2 separate regions of the Mus musculus genome follow, and region 2 is linked to region 1. The links are chromatin loops, found by intact Hi-C in ENCODE. Cell type or tissue: heart. All regions are shown on one strand. Each heading gives the region's core, and the rest is flanking DNA. Links, peaks and the distances in the headings are about the cores only.

Region 1 (8,802 bases), core at 1,917-6,916:
CAGAGTCTTACACATGCTGCTGATGTGTTAAAATAGTGGCTCGAGTCTGAACACAGCACACTGGGCCCAAACAGTTCCACGTGTGAGAGATTTAGTGGGGGGCGGGGGGGGGGGGAGAGGGGAGGAAGGTGGCAGCAGAAAGAGAAGGGGGAAAGAGAGAGAGGGAGGGGCATTCCCCTTATTTATATGGACAATGATGTAACTCAGGTAAAGGTGGGAAGTGAGCCAAGTGGATTCTGGGAATATGGTGCCCGTTGTCTTGGTAAGAGGTCTGTGGGTTGTGCTGTTGCCTATGTGATGTCATAGGTTTGGGAGGTTCTGATGTCAACAGCTACTGTATCTGATCCTTAGCTGAAGATGTAGAAGTAGGTTCAGATAGTAGAAAAAAAAAGTGACCATGTCTTCCACTTGTAGAGAAATTAAAGAGATCTTATAACAGAGCACACACCAGTTCTCCTAATCCTAAACTGAGATGTGACTACACTGTACCCAAGGCTGAGAGATGGGCCCTTAAGCAGAACCTTTAGATCCCCTTAGGTCACATGCCACCACAGCGCATGTCAGCAGCTCTCCATCCATATGGCTCTAACTCCTTTCAGAAGTTGCAGGTCCCAGAGCTGTGGCTGGTGTGAACACAGCGGCCTAGACTGACCAAGTCTGCTTAGTCAACAGGTCCTCCAGCGAGGGAGCGAGGATTAAAAAGAGAAAAGACAGTTAGACAAACATTGTAGCATGACCCCAGTCAGTTCTGAGACTGAAGGCAGCTTTAATTTTTCCCAATCTGCTTTTATACCATTTTAGTTACATGCAGGTATTAGGGCTAGCAGCTCAATGAGGAATCAAGCAGGACGATAGTCAAGAAACAAGCAAGACAGTAAACACAAAGCCCCATGATCACTCCGGTGATAGCTGTTTCTAAGGATGATCAAGATATCAGAGCCTATGTCTTTGTTTTACCCTAAAACCAGATTTTTACTTCCTTGTCCTTGTCCTTGGCCAACGTCAGGTCCCTGCCTGAGCTTTCTTCTTTGTCATGCTCTAATGTCAGATTCCTGCCAAGTGGCACCCCACAAAGGCTCTCCACACTAGACCTGTGCAAATACACAGTGCTCCTTACTACTGCCCTGCCTTGACTCTTGAAGGCAACTTCACAGGGAAGTGGTTAGTCAAGTTTGGGAGAATTATGTGTTATTTAAAGTATTGGAAGCTGGAAGCCCAAGCAAGGATGGAGACTGACTTTGGGGCCCCGTTGTGTAAACAGAGCAGAGAACATGCCTAGAAGGTCAGTGTTCAGAGTCGGACACCAAGACAGGAAATGACATGTGCTGGGGATTAATGACCCCACCTTTGACCCAACAGGTGCTCTCTCTGCTTGTGTAAAATGTTCTCTGCTTTGCTGTAACTGTTTTAGCTTTTCTGAGCGTCTTAGTGTCCTAATCACTGTTCTATGGCTGTGACATCATGAGCAAGACAACTCTGACAAAAGAAAGCAGCTGATTGGGGGTGTGCTAATGAAAGAAAATAAAACTCGAGACCTGTGATTCATGTAATTTATGTCAAATAGCCCAAAGAGTTGTTTGTGAGCTTTGAAACCTGGGGCTGAGAACACAGCAGAACAGGCCAGAACATGCCTGGGCAGGCCCGTTGCTGCTTGGCTATAAAGATAAAGAGAATGACATGCCAGACTGGCCCGGCGCCTCCCTATCTCCTGCCCTTCTGACCTAAGTTAAATGTTATCTGCATGTACAGTCTGCTGATGTTTAAATGGACCAATCATGTGAAAGCGCACCACTTCCTCCCCCAGCCCCAGACCCTTTTCTATAAAACCCCCTAGCTTCCAAGCCTCGTGGTCGAATCCACTGTCTCCTGTGCAAGATACGGTTCGACCCAGAGCTCCGCCATTAAACTAACTCATGTTTTTACATCAAGATGGTCTGTTGTTTGTTCATGATTCTTGGGTGCATGCCGAATTGGGAGTTGAGTGGGGGTTTACCCACTAGGTTCTTTCACTTACAGTTCCAGAGGGTTAGTCCATCATCACCTGTGACAGCTTGGAAGTGTGAATAATGTGGGAGTAGCTGAGAGCTACATCCTGAACTGAAGACAGGGGTGGGGGGTGGACAAAGAGGGATTAGGAGGGGGGGGTGAAGGAGAGAAGAAGGGGGAGGGAGAAAGTGAGGCAGAGGGAAAGAGAAAGGGGGAGGCAGGAGGGGAGAGAGTGAGGGAGAGGGAGAGGGAGAGGGGAAGGCAGAGGGAGGGGGAGAGGGAGAAGGGGGCAGAGGGAGAGGGATAGTGGGAGGGAGAGGGGGAGAGAGGGAGGGGAAGAGGGAGAGGGAAGGAGAAAGGGGAAAGAGGGAGGGGGAAAGGGAGAGGGGAAGGGGGAGGGGAGAGGGAGGGGGTTGGGGGAGGGAGAGGGAGGGGGTTGGGGGAGGGAGAGGGAGGGGTTGGGGGAGCTTTTGAAACCTCAAACAAGGAAAACACCTATAGTCAAATAAGGCTACACCCCCTAATCCTTGTAACCCTTCCAAACATTTACACTTCTGTGACTAAGCTTTCAAATACATGAGCCTATGGGACCATTCTTATTCAAACCACCACACTGAGAAATGGGTTGTATCAAGTGTCCTCTTCCATTCTCATATTTCATGTCACTTCAAGGTCATTTGGGGTGGCATCGAGGGTTGAGTCAGGGTTTCTCTGTATAACCCTGGTTGTCTTAGAATTTGCTCTATTGACCAGGCTGGCCTTGAACTCACAAAGATCTGCTTGCCTCTGCCTCTGGAGTGCTGGGATTAAAGGCATGTGTCCTGATACAGGGTTCTTAAGGGTATATTGACTAAAGTCCCTGCAAATGGGCTTTTCAAAGCTCTGGCCTGTCTCTGAGGGTGCTCCTGCTCCTTTCCCACCTGTCACCTCAGCCCCTGCATAGGGTCTGAGAGTGCTCCCTGGCTGGAAGAGAGGGACTTTTCTACCTAACAGGACTTCCCACTGGTCAAGCCTTGGCTCGGGTCTGTTTCCCCCTCAAAGCCCTCCCTGCTCTACCATCAATCTCCATCTCCTCCCCCTTCCCCACCTCTCCCTTACTCCCCCCCTCTTCCTCACCTTTCCCTTCCTCCCCTCCCTCTCCCCTTCTTCCTCCCCCTTTCTCCCCTCTTCCTCCTCCTTCATTTCCTTCCCTTCCCCTTCCTTCCCCCTCCCTTCCCTCCCCCTCCCCCTTTCTTCCTGCTTCCCTGGGGCCTATCCCATTGCTCTGTTGGTCTGAATACTTGTCTGCTTGGACACTGCTGCATCCTGGAGAACCAGCTGGATTCTGTTGCCTGTGGGCTCTTCCTTCTGCACCCAACCTTTAGTTGTTCAAGAGACCTTGAGGGAATAACCGACCTGCAGATGTTTTTAGACTCTTCTTGACTTTTTGCCTCTTTTATTTGTTTAAACTTGTCCCATTATATATTTTTCGATAGACAGAAAGCATAGAGTATGATTAACACCCATATATCCCAATTATCTAAATGATCTATCATTGCTAAGTAATTACAATATTTATTTTATTCTTTTTTACCCAGATATTTCAAAGTAAACTCCAGAAGCAATACTATTTCAACCCTAAATGTGCACATATGCATCTCTAAAAATAAAAACATTTTCTCACAAACTTATAATAATCATGATCACATTAAAATAAATAATAATTCCCAAATACCACCGATTCGTCTCAGGAGGTCTTTTGTAACTGGCTTATTCAAACCAAATCCAACATGTGGACCACACACTGCGTTTAGCTGTTACACCCCTATCTTCTCTTCCTTCTTTTCCCATGAGACAGGTTTACTGAAGAAATCAGGCCAAATGTGTTTCTGCTTAATGTCCTTACATCTCTAAGCTGGAGCTGACTTCGAGAGAATCACAGTGGGCAGCCCTATACTTTCAGGAACCCTCCCCTTCATTTTCCTCCCTTCCTTCCCATTGAATGCAAATTCAAATTCAAAGACTATAGCTTACCTACCCTGTCTCCCACAGTCTTCTTGCTGGTTCCTCTTTTTCTTCTTGTACAGTGAGCCTCCCAACGTAACAGGACCTACATAGTGTCCTTTATAGCCGATGGCCTCAGTCCTAAAGTTCCAGTGTCCTTAACACATGCTTGTTTAGGGTTGGGAAGCCTCGGGATGTAGGGTTGTGACGCTTAATTATGAACAATAGCCTTTGTTGTTTCCAAAATGAAGCTTTTACAAACTCAATAAACCTAAATTCACTGCAGAAAAACAACCTGCTTTCCAAGTGACATCCTGCTCACTCTGACCCTGCCTGTCTCCAGGCAGACAAATCACAATGATGGTTGCTTCTGCCAGAGTGAGTGGTGATGGTTGGGGCCATGTCAAAGAATTTTCCATTGCTTTTAGTGAGAAATGAGTGCTTTGGGCCACAGTCTGCCCCAAGTCAGTAGGGAATTGTATTGACTGAGATGCCCAAGCCAATTGGCCAGGAAGAAGAGCACCATCCACTTTTTATTCCCTAGACGTGGTAAGCAGCATGGTAGGCTGGACAAGGAAAATGGAAGGATTTGGTGGTGGGGGTGGTGGTGGTGGTGGTGGTGGTGGGGTTCTAAACAGCCGCACTTGGATCAGAGATGCTGGGCTAAGGTCAGGCCAGAAAATGTAAAAACTCTAGGCGTAAAAAGAGCTGGGATCACAACAGCATGGGGTGTGGCTGAAAAAAATGATACGTTTTTCCAGCTGGAAACGAATAGCTAACTGTTGGTTTTGGCTCGCCGTTTGTCCTTGCTATTTTCTCTCTACAAGAAAAGTCTCCCTGGTAGCTGCATTTCTAGCAGCGGAGAGAATCATTTTTTATCCTTCTGGAATACGGTAAAATGCTTGCTAGACAATGAAGAGCAGGGGGGGGGGGAACAACTGTATGCCTTTACATCTCAGTTGATTGGGTCAGCACAACCCTTCCACATTCTGATGGCTCCTCTTCACTCTGTGTCCTGTTTATCCTTTCTGCCACAGTGGCGGGTGCTTCCCACCTCTTTCCTTTCCAATTTTCATTTCACTGACAAAGTCAGAATGTTACTTAGTTTTGAAATAGTCAACGTGGAAGTTTACCAGATAATTTTCTTCAGAAGTTTGCTAAAGGATGGATATGAGCCTTTCTTATTTTGAAATAGCCCAGGAAGGGTGTGTGGGTGTGGGTGTGGGTGTGTTTATTGGGAGGTGGAGAGGGCTGCTGCTGACCAATCAGGATCTGCCTTTGCGATGCATCAACATGGGATCCCCAGAGTGAAGACAGAGACCTGAGAGGAGAAGCTTCCCTGCTTCCTTCTCCAGATCTGAGTGGAGTCTTGGACACTCTGGCAAATAAGTTGGCTGCCATGTTGTTGGTGGCTGGGATGGAAAATGGCTGCCTGCTGAGAATGGCTAGGTCTTGTTTTGTGATAATTACTTACATTTGAGGGTGCTCCTGATGGAGGGTTCTAGGTCATTCGTGCACATAGGGGTACCTGCCATCTTTAGAGTCTCTTGTAAGGCTGGATGTTTCTTCCCTATATAAAGCCAGTGGATAAAGGCCTATAGCATTCCACCTAGGGTCGAATTCATCTGTACTCTGATGCCCACCAAATCTTGGTTTGAGCAATTCTGGGGACTAGGAGTTAAGATCCCCTTGTTAAAGGAAAACAAGTAATTATTTAATGGTAAGTTCTGGGTTTACTCATAGGAGAAACCACAATCAGAGAAAATTCATAATCATAAAGTTGGCACATATACTGAAGGAAAGAAAACAGTTTTTCTAGGTGGGAAATTTTTATCTACTTGATGAGAAAATAAAACCACTAGACAGGAACTTCCTCCCATTCTCGCCACAATCTTACCTGTGGAAGCAATCATCATTTCCTCCCTCCTTCCCATCACTGCTGAAGTGATTTCTTCTCACTGTCAACTAGTTTCAAGGCATTGGGTTTCTCTTGCAGCCTTATAGACAGCTGGGTTGGAGATTCCATCTCTCTCCTGCTTCACTTGCTCCTGCTTTAAACAACCCACGGTTTCCTCCCATCCTTATAATACTGTGCTCTGAGCCAGAGAGACAGCACATTTGATGAAATGCCTGTAAGCAAGAAGCCCTTAGTGATATCTCCACAGCCTTATGTAAGAGCATGGGTGTCAGTGGTCTCAGTATGTGCCTGTAATCCCGTGCTGGGGAAGCAGGGATGGGGACACGGAGCTTGTCTTCAATACTTTGTGGCTTCTTCTTTTTCCCATCCTTGATAGCCCCTAGTTTCACCCCCTAACACTAGATAAGAGAGAAACAAGGATAGAGGGAGGGTAGATAGATAGATAGATAGATACCCCTGAATCTAATTTCTTTCCTTTTGTTTGTCTAATTACAGTTTCTTCTTTGAGCACAGCTACTATCAAAACTGGACCAACCTCCCCCCCCCAAGTGATCAATTATCACCGACCGACCCCCGCCTATCAGAGCTCTAGCATTTATATATCCTCTGAAAATTTCCCAGAATTCCAAATGTCAGACAATTGGGAGTTGGCCACACCGTGCCTCTGCTAGAGCTTGAGACAATCGCAGTCAGCTGCTGAGGACAGCCTCATAGCTCTGCACCTGGGATCAAACAAAAACACATTCTTATAATATTTCTGTGGTTTTAAAGAAATCAAAATTTCAAGGTGTCAGAAACGTCACTCTAGGGATGCTTGAGACTCTCTGGATGGTCGATGTAGCCTACTCGGGGAGTTCCTGGCCAGTGAGGAACCCTGTCTCAAAAATAAATAAATAAATAAATAAATAAATAAATAAATAAATAAATAAATAAAATAAATCGTGGGTAGTTCTTGAGGAATGACAGATCTGAGACTTACCTGTAGTGTTTGTTATGCATATTCACCTGTATGCTCACACATGCGTGTCTCTCTCTCTCTCTCTCTCTCTCTCTCTCTCTCTCTCTCTCTCTCTCTCACACACACACACACACACACACACACACACATGCACGCGCGCAAGTGCACACGCATGTGCACACACACAGAGCCCTCCCTTGCTTCTCTATCCTCTTGACTCTGGCTCATTTTGCCTGTTTTGGTTACATCCAGTTTATTGAGACAAATATCTTCGCTCACTCTCACTAATTCCTTACCCTGAAATTCCTCTCTCTGACATCCTGGAACTCTGCCTTCTATGCCAACATTCCTCCGACATTGATCCTGCTAAATATTACTAAGAAACTTCCTTTTAATGTTTGTTTTTATTGTGTTTTTCCTATTTTTCTTTTATTGCAAGTAGATTTTATTTTACTACAGTGTGCTCTGATAACAGTTTCCTCTCACAATTCCTCTGAGGCCCCCACCACCTCCCCTCTCATCAGAATTCACATCCTTCCTGTCTCTGATTAGAAAATAAACAGGCATTCTAGAGAATAATAATGAAATAAAGTAAAATAAAATAAGATAAAAACAAAACCAGGCAAACTGGGAAGGACAGAAAAAAATCCAAAGAAGAAAACATAAGAAACACATCTAGACACTCATATATACACACATATAAATACATATATAAAAATGTATAGATACACGTATATATACACATATATAGACACATATAAATACTCAGAGACACACATATCCACATTCACGGGAATCTCGCAAAAACTAAAACCAGATGTTATAAAATTTGCAAAGGGCCTGTAAGGTTAAAATAATGCCCTGACAAAATATTATGACACATGGGTCTCCAAAGATGCCATTGAGTTCATTTTGTGTTGCCTATCTACTGGTGGGCATGGGGCCAGCTCTTAAGATTGCTTTGTGTCCTGGCTGGAGAGATGGCTCAGCTGTTAAGAACTCTTACTGCTTTTCCAAAGGTCCTGAATTCAGTTCCCAGGAAGCACATGGTGGCTCATAACCATCTGTAATGGGATCCGATGCCTTCTTCTGGTGTGTCTGAAAACAGCTACAGTGTACTCATATACACAATACAAATAATTTTAAAAAGATTGGGTAGTATCCTAGTAAGTGGTTTGCATCTCTATTGCAGAAAACTAAGTTTTCACTTGCAAATGGTCATCAGTTGAAGACAGCTTCTGGGTTGAGGATGGGGGCTTGCGTCCACTTCTCCTCACAACACTGCGACCCCATTTGGTGCAGACCAGTGTATGCTGCCACAGTCTCTGTGAGTTCGTGTGTTTGTCAACCCTACTGTGTTTAGAAGGCTTTGTTTCCTTGATCTCCTCTGGCTCTTACATCTTTTCTGCCTCCTCTTCCACAAAGATCCTGGAGACCTGAGCAAAGGTGTTTGATAGAGCTACTTAGAACACATTCAGAAAAGAGTGCTTCAAGATCTCTCACTCTCTGCCCATCGCCTGGCCGAGGAGCTCAGTATTTGTTTCCATCTACCGCAAGAGGAAGCTTCTCCCAGAAGGCTTCGTGCGGTACTCATCTATGAGTACGGCAGAGTGTCATTAGGAACCATTTTATGGCTACCTTCCTTTAGCAGGACAGTAGTATTTGTTTTTTCTCCTCAGTCCCTGGGTTAGTTTCAGAGTCTTGGCCACTTGAGCAGTAGCAGGGATAGATTCCATCTCAAGAAATGGGTCCTAAATCCAATCAGATGTTAGGTGGTTACGCCCACAAGCTTTGTGTCATTATGGCACTAGTGCATCTTGCAGGCTTCATTGTAGATTATTGTAGGTAGGTCGATATTCACCTTTTCCCTTTGGTAGCATGCAGAATACCTATAGTTCCATGAATACCTATAGTGTCTGTAGCAGGGAAGGGTCCAGACAGTCGCCAGCCCGACTTT
Region 2 (5,000 bases), core at 1-5,000, 100 kb before region 1:
ACTGTACCTCCTCTGTCACAATTTGGAAGGCTGCTGTTTTATAGAAGTGAGGTCAGGGATGGTCACTTAAGTTCCCCAGAAACAAACCAGGGGACAAATACAGGTCCAGTGACTGAAGGGCTACTCCAGGTGGAACTGGGAAGGGAGCGGGGAAGCATGGAGGGACGGGAAGACCCCTGAGCAGGTCGATCCCTGGAGGACTCTGAAACTGCTCCTTGGAGCTTGTCCACGGTAGGCAATGGACAGACTGCTCTGCCATTGCTGAGACCATGCCCACAGGGTATGCAAGCTCCAGCCACAGCTTTTCAACTCTGCCGTAGTGAACAAGAGCGCCTGGCGGGCTGCCAGACTCAACCGAGCGCCTTCACGCAGGGCTTTTTCAGATAAGTTTACCAAACTTTGTCCTCCGTTCTGGAATGGCCTGTTCTGCAGTTTTTAAGGCAGACCATAGTTGCTGGGAGCAAGAGTGTTGAGATAACCCATTTATAAGTCTCAGACTGGCTGCCTATTCACCTATGGCTTAATAATTTCCTAGGCCTTGTTTATCTAAATCTGTAAAGTGGGGAAATAGAATCACACACACACACACGCACGCACGCACGCACGCACGCACGCACGCACGCACACGCACACGCACACGCACTCACTCGTGACTGAGAGATGAAAGCCAGTGCTGACAGCGCTGAGCTGGGTTCAGCAAGTCCTCTGTGAACAACAGCAACCTTTTTTCCCCCCATCTCAAGTAGGGTGAGTGTCTGAAAGGTTGTACCAGGTCTGCTTACCTTCCAACGCCCCAGCTCTTTCTAAGTATGGCTTTGCACCGTTTTTAGCTTCGGGGTGGGTCTCTGACTAAAAAGGGCTGAACACAGGAAGGCGTGGGCTGGCCAGTTATTACTGAGAACACATTTTCCTGCTCCCCCACCCTGTTGGTGCCACTTTCCCTGACAGCATCCAAGTAGAGATAGGATTGTTCAGGTTGGAGGGACCCAGAACCTTGGAGGAGGCCAGCAGTCTTGGAAGAGGTGTGTGTGTGTGTGTGTTATATGTATGACTACAATTAGGAGAGGGAGGCTTGTGTGGTGTATGGCTGTAATTGGGAGATGTCTATGTGACTCTAATTTCCCTGAAAGAGGAAGTGGACTAGTTCTCAGCTCCTGGCCATCAGTAGTGACTGAAGATTCCCTGACTAGGGTGTATTCTGTGGTCCCTGCTGCTAGCTCCACTTCCCCCAGCTCTTATAGATGGCCTTGTTGGCTTCGGCATGGGCCCTGACATCAAAACCTTCCTGGTTGCTTCCCTAGGGAGGAGGCTGGGTTTGCTGGACCCAGAGACAGGTTCAGTGGTGAAAGCTGTCTAGATGAATCCAGTCTCACAACTCGCTTGTCCCCGACCCCCCTTCTCCTTCCCCCGCTCCCCTAGGCTGGTTGCCTTTCTTTCTCAGGAGTCTTGGTCTGATTGGTCAGTTTTGCCTGATGTCTCTGTTCCATTTTTCTGTTGCTCTCAGCCCCCTTCAGACTTCACCCAGAGCAAAGAAACATTCCCAAATGGTCCCTCATCTCCCTTGGTCTACTTATCTCTCAAATGCTGGAATGTCCTTCTCAGAGTCAATAAAATGGAGAACTCAGAACATCTTCCACTCTCCTGTGGTGACAACCCTACCCAAACACCCACACTGAGCCCTTTGTATGGGAGAACACGTATGCAGTTTGTGGGAGAATCTTTATATATTCCTTTAAGAAAAAGCAAGCAGTAGGAGGCTGAACAATCCTCAGTAAGAGAACCATTTCCCTCTAGGGAAGCAGGATGATAATCCTTTTGAACAGGAAGGACTTTTATCCATGTACACAGTGCAGTCAATCAGCTGGGAGACTACATCAGAAGGCAAGCTGGGCTTGTAGTAGTGTGGGACTTAACCAAATATTCCAAAGAGAGGGTTTTGTATAAAGCTCACTATAGATTTGAAGGGGTGAGATTCACTCCTTGACTAGGTTGTAGGTGTGATCCACCATGTTTAGATTAGACTTTAGTAGCCACGACCTTTCCTTACCTAACTAGCCAACTTAGCTTTATGGCGAGGCAAACATGGACATACAGCAGCACAGGCACTGACAAGCCACAAGGTGGCGCAGTACCTCTATATTTGGTCCCTGAGCACAAGGGACCATGGACTGGGATGAAGATGCTGGGATTCCAGAATTTATGTAGTAAGTATGCAAACTGTCGGCTACTGTCATGTCTTCTGTTATTGAGGCCAACACTGTGTACCAGTTTATTCTAGCTCCTAGTCCATTATGCTAAAAGAGCATTTAACAAGTCATAAAACCCTCATAAAATATCATCTATACTAAGACCCATGCTAACCAACACCAGTACTGATAAATGCTGAAACGCCATACATGACGACACTCAAGACGGTGGTGACCGCAGACAGAAAAGACAGCAGCTTCTTTCTCAGATTTATTTAAAGGGTTAGAGATGATATAGTAAGACATTTATGGCAGGGTCAACATAAACATGATCGCTTTGGTTATACTTCGCACATGCAACTTACTACAGAGGTAACACAGGTACAAGCTTCCATGTGAAACTGCACGGGTGGTGGTGGTGGTGGTGGTGGTGGTGGTGGTGGTGGCAGGAAAGGAGAGAGAACTGTGCGCACGTGGAGTACAGCTAAGAGCAAAGGTGTAAGAAGCCATGCCTAATGCCTACTGCCGCGCCAGGCTAGCAAAGTGCATTTGCTTTAAAGTCTATCACACACAAGCATTAAGGCTACAGAGCTTCCAACCCCTCCAACATCCCTTTCTTTCTGGCACGTCACATTGTCCTGCTTACGTAGCAGCACTTGCAGTCTGCAGCAACCAGACTAAGCGAGCAATCACAGGACTAAGAATTCCTACCCAACCAGCCTGGTACATTTCCATCCCAACCCTCCCTCACCAGCATTGACAACTGGTTAAGTAAAAGGAAAACAACAACAACAACAACAACAACAACAACAAAACCAAAACTGACCAGTTTGTGGGAGCTTACAGGTGGCAAAAAGCCCTAAGAGTTAGACCGAGTAACATCTGGAGCCTGCCATCACCTTTTCCTCGTTAACTGAGTGAGCATATGCTAATCTGCATGTGACAGGAAAACAAACTTTTGTCTATGAACTACTTATACCGTTTGCCATTTGATGGCTGTGTTCTAACTCATCGAAAGGCACATTTGAAAAATGCAATCTTACCTGGGCAAAGTAACCTACCAGCAGTACCTATAGCCGAAAGCTAGCCCAAGAGGTTATTTTTAATAATTGACCTTTACTTTTTATTTACTTTTTTTTTTGCAGCTTATTGATTCTACTTATCTCATTAAAAACTTTACTAGACAGAAGTTGTGTTAAAAACTTGCTTTTAAAAGAAACTCAGGGACATGAAACAGAAGAATGAACGTAATAGGCTAAAGTCTACTGGCTTGTTCTACTTGGTTAATATATGTCTATAACAATGAGGCATCCTATGATTACTAGGTCTAAATTTATGCCATAATTTACTAATTATGTGAGTAGAAAAAAAGAGACAGCTTTAAAAATAGTATGTGATGTCTAATTAGCAGTCCTACTTTTAACAGCTTTGATAGTGTCCCATGAAGTGGAAACGTAAGTGTTCTTTGGAAAGTCAGCTGTGTTGGATGTTTTGCTAAAGCAGACACGAGAAGGAACGTTTCGCTGAAGTGGACACGGGTGAAAGGATGCTTTGCTAATGCATGTGAACGGGCAGGTGATGGGTTCTTTGTTCACTACATGCCTCAAGTGTTGTTGAACTCCATCTGTTGGGCCTCCATAGAGAGAAACACTAAAAACTTCTGATGTGGTTCTGGTGGCTTGCAGCTTCCGCAGACGCGGGCTGATTGGCAGAGTGATGTCAGCTGATACAGACTCACACACAAGACCCGAGGTGAGCCCAGGCCCGAGGACACTTGATATTTGGAGGGAGTATATACAGGACTCAACGGATGGTGATGGCCTTACATATCTTCGTTTCACTGAGAGGCACAGCTGAGAACTTCGAGTTCTTCCTGCTTGACTTGTGCTGAGGCCGAGGCCTGGCCATTCCTGCTAGTTATGCCACTGCTGCTGCTATCCTGACACTACTACCGACCTGGACTGCTGGTGTAGCCTTGACATGTTTGCGAGTGGATGGAGCTGCCACTGCTGACCTGTCAACTGAACAGCTGATTTTCTGACAGTGCACACAGGAGTTGCTCCAAAGAACCATTTTTTAAACAGGTCCACTTCCCCCACATCCTTTCTTTTCCACTACCTCTGGTGGGTGGTGGGCTACAAGGGAGGCTAAAGCATTTAAGAACCATTATTACAATTAGGGTTGAGGAAAAAAAAAATCAAAAACTACAGTCCAGTAAATCCTTCTACCTCTTTAACCCTTTAAGTTCACAATAAGAACTACAGTCTCACCAGACAGTGGTGGCACAGCAGGCAGGCGGATCCAGGACAGCCAAGGCAACACGGAAAAATCCTGTCTTAAAAAACCAAAATACCACAAACAGAAAAACAAAACAAAACAAACCCAAACAAGCAAAAACAAACAAACAAAACCCCCCCGAAACCGTCCATCCTGGCCGAGCTGATGACCACAGCAGAACTGTGCAGAGATGGAATGATCTGAAGGCGGGAGAACGAGGGGGGCAGGGGCTGCACTTTTCCTACTTCTGCTTCTCTGTGCCCCCGAGTAGTGACTCATGCTTTTCAAAGGACTGAGATTTTATGTTTGAGTGAGGAAAAGATGGGAACGCTAGGTTTTGTAACGGCGACTCAGCATTAAACCTTCCTTTTTCTTTGAGTCCTCGAGAGGCAACTGCATGGGAAGCAGTGGACTAGCCCTGGCCACAAGCCAGGCTGCTCTCTGGTGCGCCTTACACTACATTTTTACACACGAAAGAATACGAGCCCACGGGCAGAACTAGCTTTATTAGACGGTTTTACAGAAAGACGCCAGATT

The links. A loop is a pair of places that touch in the nucleus more often than their neighbours do. Peaks named below come from ENCODE experiments on the same cell type or tissue, not always from the same donor. Only the 100,000 strongest peaks of a DNase experiment are listed, where the experiment ranks them.
Region 2: it touches region 1 in a loop (1.9-fold over the local background); 1 of 42 quality-filtered maps calls a loop at or near these places.

The regions. Positions count from the first base shown.
Region 1 is chr13:112,403,918-112,412,719 of GRCm38, reverse strand. Gm33905 (a long non-coding RNA gene) reads right to left here and starts at 838. Exons shown (of 3, transcript XR_382923.3): 1 at 522-838. In heart, for the core only: no CTCF peak of the experiment used is centred there; DNase peaks (open chromatin) are centred at 4,429, 4,739 and 5,339.
Region 2 is chr13:112,506,792-112,511,791 of GRCm38, reverse strand. It overlaps Il6st (interleukin 6 signal transducer), which reads right to left. Exons shown (of 17, transcript NM_010560.3): 17 at 4,932-5,000. Among named protein-coding and RNA genes, the nearest start is that of Il6st, 45 kb to the right of the region's middle. In heart, for the core only: a CTCF peak has its summit at 2,120 (motif pointing right); a DNase peak (open chromatin) is centred at 4,761.